Linked DNA regions of Homo sapiens: region 1 is linked to region 2. The links are chromatin loops, found by intact Hi-C in ENCODE. Cell type or tissue: mesothelial cell of epicardium. All regions are shown on one strand. Links, peaks and the distances in the headings refer to the core of each region. The heading gives the core; the rest is flanking DNA. Region 1 overlaps KIF6 (kinesin family member 6). Region 2 overlaps DAAM2 (dishevelled associated activator of morphogenesis 2).

Region 1 (2,912 bases), core at 293-2,792, 510 kb after region 2:
GAGCTTTCCCGTGGATTGCTGTAAGCTCTGCTCCCCGCTGCCACCCACAATCCATCAATTAATGTATCAAAAGGGAGAGAAGGTGTTTCTAGCATGTACTGTGGTAAATTACTGAAGGAAAAATTACTAATTATGGACACTCCTGCAGGCAGAGCATTCCTTCCCTCCCCTACCCTTTTGGTTTTCAGCCCCATTCTGGGCTCCCTACTTCCCTCCCAGACTGTCTCCGGCCTCAGGCTGGGAGTTCTCTGTTTCCATTTCATCTCTTTTCCATACCTCTGGATGGGGATGTGTCCAGGAACCCAGGCCAAAACCAGCAAATTTATCACCGTGGTAATGACAGCAAGCTGCATGCTGAGTGAATTCTGCAATCCCCCTCAACTCCTTTTTTTGCCAAAACCCATAAAGCTGCAAGATCCAGCAGGTTACAGAGACTGTTATCTGCACATGAAGAATAGCTCTGTTAGAAATGCAATTAGGTATCAGCCATAAGGCTATTTTTGGAAGCTTGTTTGGGGGAAATAAAAAAAAACTTGCCATGTGGTGGGAGATGTTAGTCAATTCACCAAAACTGAGTATCACTAGCGGCATTGTAAAACAACCTTTATCAATATGTAACATTATAAAGACCCACCTTTTGTTCCCTGGTGGTGCCTCGTTGTTCTGAGAGTGAGTATTTATGCTTGTGGTGGCAAAATCCCCTCTTTATTTACGTGAGCAGCTCCTCCCAAACCAGGGGCAGTGGAGAATCCTTAAACCTGGTCATTCCAAAAAAAAAAAAATACTTCCTTAGGGTTTGGGAAAAAGGAACTTGGTCGTTCCAATAGGCGCTGAAGAAATTGTAACATACCAGGTTGAGCACACCTACTCTGGTCAAGGCATGGGGTTTGGAGGCACAGACTTGAGGAAGCATGTGTCAGGAGGCGCATTGTCAGGGAGGCTTATTACTGGGAAGGCTTATTAGCAGGGAGGTAGTTTCCAGGAAGCAGTGCAAACCAGTGTGTGCTCTAAAGGAGCAAGCCACTGTCCAGGCTCATTAGGAAGGCAGTACCCAGTCATATGAGAGGCTCGTGGTATAAGGCTGTGCCGGATACCCAGGAAACAGGCAGGGCACCAAAGCACCACTGACTCTCCATACTGCAGGATTAAAAAGCTTTTGATGACTCACTCTAAATCAAGAGATGTTTCTAAATGGTGTGTTGCATTTGTCACAGCAATATCTCCTTTTATTTGGAGCATGCATGTGCTATCCCATCTTAAAATTTAATTCAGCAGTGTTTGATGCAGCCTAGAGTCTCAGTCCAGCAGCAGCCTTATGTCCCCAACTTCTTTACTCTGCTTATATGGACAATAAGGGTCAAATTGCACTGAGTAGGGAAAAGATCCATTTGGGGCTGTGGCTGGCTCAGGTGTCAAGTCATTTTCCTGTTGGATCCAGGTTCACCAATACTCATCATTGGGTCAAGTTTCCACTTCCCCAAATCCCCCTCAGCACACTCCTGAAGTTCCCACCCTTCCCCCACATGGAATAAGGGTGCAATTATTGTTTAGTCCCAATGCCTGCCACGCTCTCTATGCATAATTCTCTCCAGTAGGGACACATGGAAACCAAGGCACAGACATGCAGGTGCCCCAGACCCTTTCCCAAGACAATGATGTGTCTGGAGATAGTGGCCTCCGAGGTATTACCTAAGGACTGGTGATGTTTGACCTCCATAAAGGGCAAGTCGAAGTAGAGAAATCAATCATAGCATCCTCAGATATGTGAAGATCCTATGCCAATGACAGAGGATCTTTTTCTGTGCTGATCCAGAAAACAGGCCAGGCACATAGCTGAAGATTATAGGGAAGCAGATGCAACTCCACATAATTAATTCCTTACATATAACTTAATGGAATAGCTCGAATACATACAAGTCAGAAGGGAAATGCCCATTTCCTTCTGTAGAAGGGATTCCTAAATTGACTGCAAAGTTGAACTGAATGACCTCTGCCATCTCTCCCAATTATAACATTCTAGAGGTGCCCTAAAACTCTCCATAAATGATAAAGTCTCTTGTGACTGCTTCCTCATCTACTCATCTTTTGAATACTCAATTCAGCTATAGCCTTGGAGGTATAGAATGTACTTATGTGAGGAAAGAAATATCTTAAACAAGGAAGCAATGAATTTTCCAGGCTTTCTTGGAATCCCCCAGTGGCCTGATCACATCCCCCAAATGGGACATGCCATACAGACAGCACTGACATTTTAACAAGTGTGCTGAGCCCTTGGACATAAACAAACTCCGGGCTGCTGTTTCACCCCTCCTTCATGCACGAAATCATGGAATTTTAGAGACGGAGGAAGCCTGGAGGTCATTGCCTCCCAGATCCTACCCAGGGCAGGAATTCTCACTCTAACAACCCAACAGATGGTCACCCAGCTTCTGCTTGAACCCTTTCAGGAAGGGGCTCACTGCTTTGCCAGAAGATTTAATCCATTTTGAGACAGTCCTCATTGTGAGTTGTTTCTTCCTTGTATTAAGCCCCAAGTCTGCTTTCATTAGACTTGATTTCTGCCCTCAGGAGCAAGATAAAAATAAAGCTGTTTCTAATTCATATGACAATGTTCAGATATTCAAAGACAGCCATTATCTCCATTCCTCCTCTCCAAGTCTTGTCTTCACATCTAAATGTCTCATGTCACCTTAAATATTTCTCAGATGGCATGGTTTCAGACCCCTCACCATTCCAGTCACCATCTTCTGAATATTTTCTATTTTGCAAATGTTCCTTATGAAGAGTAACTCCCAGAACAAATACCAGCTGATGTCTCCTCACTTGTAGAGCAGAGTGGAACTATCACCTCCCTGAAGGGAACTATCACTGTTCTCTGTGCATCATACCTTTATTAATGTAAACTAGAATTA
Region 2 (2,912 bases), core at 305-2,804:
AACGCCCAGATGCAGTTCTGACATTTTAGATATATTCACAAGAATAATATATTCATGAATATATTCATAAGAATATTACATTTGCAACCATATTCATCTTGACTATATTCGGTGAATGTATTTATAATAAGAATCGGTAAATGTGGTATATTCAGCAATATATTCATAAGAAGAATATATTCAAGAATTGTAAGTTCATGAATATATTCATAGAAGAACTGGTAAATTTGTCAAATTTGGTGAACTAGCTTTTGGCAAATGGACTCAGAGCCCCTGCTGGGGATAGGAGGGCAGGTGTCAACAGCTCATCACACCTAGCTGGGATAGGCTAAATCTTAGCTCTTCCAGGAATACTTCCTGGGAGAACTGGAAGGAAGAATAAGAATCCCATCTTTGCACAATCCTCTTTTCTCCACTTATAGTCACACACACTGATCTGATTCTATAATACACAACTTTAGGCATATCTTTCCTATCTAGCTCTTAGAGGAAAGAGACTTATGTCTGGTCTATACAAGGACAGCAGCCATTGCTATACAGAGCAATTATTATAGAGCAGAGCTATAGAAGAGTAGCTTTCCCCAGCAGATCTTGCTATCCCAAACACATCTTACTCGGCTTAGCTTGATATCAAATGGAGACTCTTTCCTGAATATCCACTGACTAATTCTTTTTTTTTTTCTTTTTTGAGATGGAGTCATGCTCTGTTGCCCAGGCTGGAGTGCAGTGGTTCCATGTCGGCTCACTGCCAGCTCCGCCTCCTGGGTTCATGCCATTCTCCTGCCTCAGCCTCCTGAATAGCTGGGACTACAGGTGCCCACCTCCATGCCCGGCTAATTTTTTTGTATTTTTTAGTAGACACGAGGTTTCACCGTGTTAGCCAGAGTGGTCTCAATCTCCTGACCTTGTGATCCGCCCGCCTTGGCCTCCCAAAGTGCTGGGATTATAGGCATCAGCCACCGCACCCAGCCTCCACTGACTAATTCTTAGGCTCCTGGGAGCAGGAAACTGTCTGAGATTAAACCTTTCTGATGGCTAAGCTACTCTGGTTCCAAATCTCCAAATGGCAATTGCTCACATTTGTTCCACTGACCCAAGACATACAAATAGTTGTGCACACATGTCTTGGGCTGAACCCCTTACTTGTGCTGCATGCTCCAAAGGCAGTCTGCAGCAGGATGAAAGAAAGTTGTGAAGAAGATAAGGATTCACCCATCACCAGGGCAGGAGATATGGCCAGACCTTAGAAATAGAGAGTCACTGCTGCTCTCTTTCCCTCTTGATTGATTATCTATGCTTACCACCTGCAGGTCCCTTGCTGTGTGTGTGTGTAGTGTGAGGGGGAACAAGATCTGATTACAGAAAATGTCTGCCTTAGCTCTGCATGCTCCACCCTATCCATAGACTATCCCTGAAGCATCTCAATGGATTTCAGGAAGGGTTGCTCTCTGGACTGGGCATCTCAGGGAGTACTGACTGGCCCTGGTGTCCAGCAGGGGGTGCCCATGCTCTGTTCTGCCCCCAGCCTGGTAACCTCAACATCCTGGAAACAGGCTTTCTTGCTCCACTCTGCTGACCCTGTCCTCCCCACAAATGAGCCTCCCAGCCTCTCCTGCTTATTGCCTCCTGGGTCCACATGTCTCTGCCCACCGTCCTGACCTCCTGCCTCTCCCAACAACTCCACGCCCCTCCCTGCTGTGCCATCAGCACAGGCAGCCCCTGGGGAGTACTAGGGGACAAGAGGGAAGGGACTGATTTTGAAGATCAGCATCTGCATTCCTACCCTGGTTCCACCACTCACCAGTGTCACAGCCTCGGGACATTAACACAGCCCTACTTTAGAAAGGAGAGAATGGAGCCACATGGAAATTAATAATAGCACCCACCCGTGCGATTGCTGTGATGACCAAATGAGGACCAACCAAGCAGAGTGCTTCACACAGTGCTTGGCGCATGGTTCTCATTGAACTACAAATTTCTCATCTGGAAATGGCCTGTATTGGAAGTGTTCCTGACTCAGAAAATCAGATGCCTTTAGAAATCAGCTTGTGCAATTTCCTACTTTCTGAATGGCTCACACTTAAACTAACGTGCCCAGAAGTCTTCTATGAGCCTAGTACCTCTTAAGTAGAGTAAAGACTGATGAGCTCAGTCCCAGCCAGGCACTGTTGTAGGTGTGGCTATTATTATCTTTTCTACCTTTCCATCCCATGCTGGGGCAGATGTCAACAGACGCCCCACCTTGGAGAGCTTGCATGCTGAGGCATAAGGAACATGTCACAAGGTTGGCGCATGTGCTAATATAAGCAAGTGCATATTTTTATAATAATCATCATTTTAGATTTTGTCTTTGACTTTTTGTTTTTGTTTTTGGGTTGAGAATAAGAAAGGGGTTTCCCTCTGCCCCTATTCACTGGCTCCCACCCACCCTGCCTTTCTCAGATAACTCTCCACTCTAAGCCTCCTGCAACCCTCAGCCCTACCTTCCACTTTGGGCTTTGCCTCAGCCAGCCGCTCCTGGAATTTCTTCTTGAAGAAGAGGGCTTGCAGTCGCTGCTGGTAGTGGTCAATCCTGTAGACAAGGTGAACCATATCTTGAGGTATCCCACCCCTATCCTGGCCAGCCCCAGCTCCCGGAGCCAGCTCCAGTCTCCTCTCAAGCCTGCCCACCTCCATCCCCTTCCTCTTGGCAGAGCCCCACCTGCCCCACCTGCCAGAACCCCACCTGCTTGAATCCCCACCATGCCCATGGCCCAACCTGCTCATTTCATAGAGGAAGCGGTCAGCACGGGCCATCCGCTCAATTTCATGCTTGTGCTCCTCCAGGAGGTCAATGTCACTCTTCTCTGGGATGAACTTGAGGAGCTGCAAAGAGCAGGCGCAAGTCACACAAGCAACTGGTGAGCAGCAGA

The links. Peaks named below come from ENCODE experiments on the same cell type or tissue, not always from the same donor. Only the 100,000 strongest peaks of a DNase experiment are listed, where the experiment ranks them.
Region 1: it touches region 2 in a loop (11-fold over the local background); 66 of 110 quality-filtered maps call a loop at or near these places.

The regions. Positions count from the first base shown.
Region 1 is chr6:39,386,155-39,389,066 of GRCh38, reverse strand. All of the region lies in intron 15 of KIF6 (kinesin family member 6), which reads left to right. LOC107986594 (a long non-coding RNA gene) reads right to left here. Exons shown (of 4, transcript XR_001744111.2): 4 at 1-758. Among named protein-coding and RNA genes, the nearest start is that of KCNK16, 65 kb to the right of the region's middle. In mesothelial cell of epicardium, for the core only: no CTCF peak of the experiment used is centred there; no DNase peak of the experiment used is centred there.
Region 2 is chr6:39,891,294-39,894,205 of GRCh38, reverse strand. DAAM2 (dishevelled associated activator of morphogenesis 2) reads right to left here. Exons shown (of 25, transcript NM_001201427.2): 18 at 2,759-2,865; 19 at 2,484-2,572. DAAM2-AS1 (DAAM2 antisense RNA 1) reads left to right here. Exons shown (of 4, transcript NR_125831.1): 2 at 2,443-2,583; 3 at 2,827-2,900. Among named protein-coding and RNA genes, the nearest start is that of DAAM2-AS1, 4.6 kb to the left of the region's middle. In mesothelial cell of epicardium, for the core only: no CTCF peak of the experiment used is centred there; a DNase peak (open chromatin) is centred at 1,505.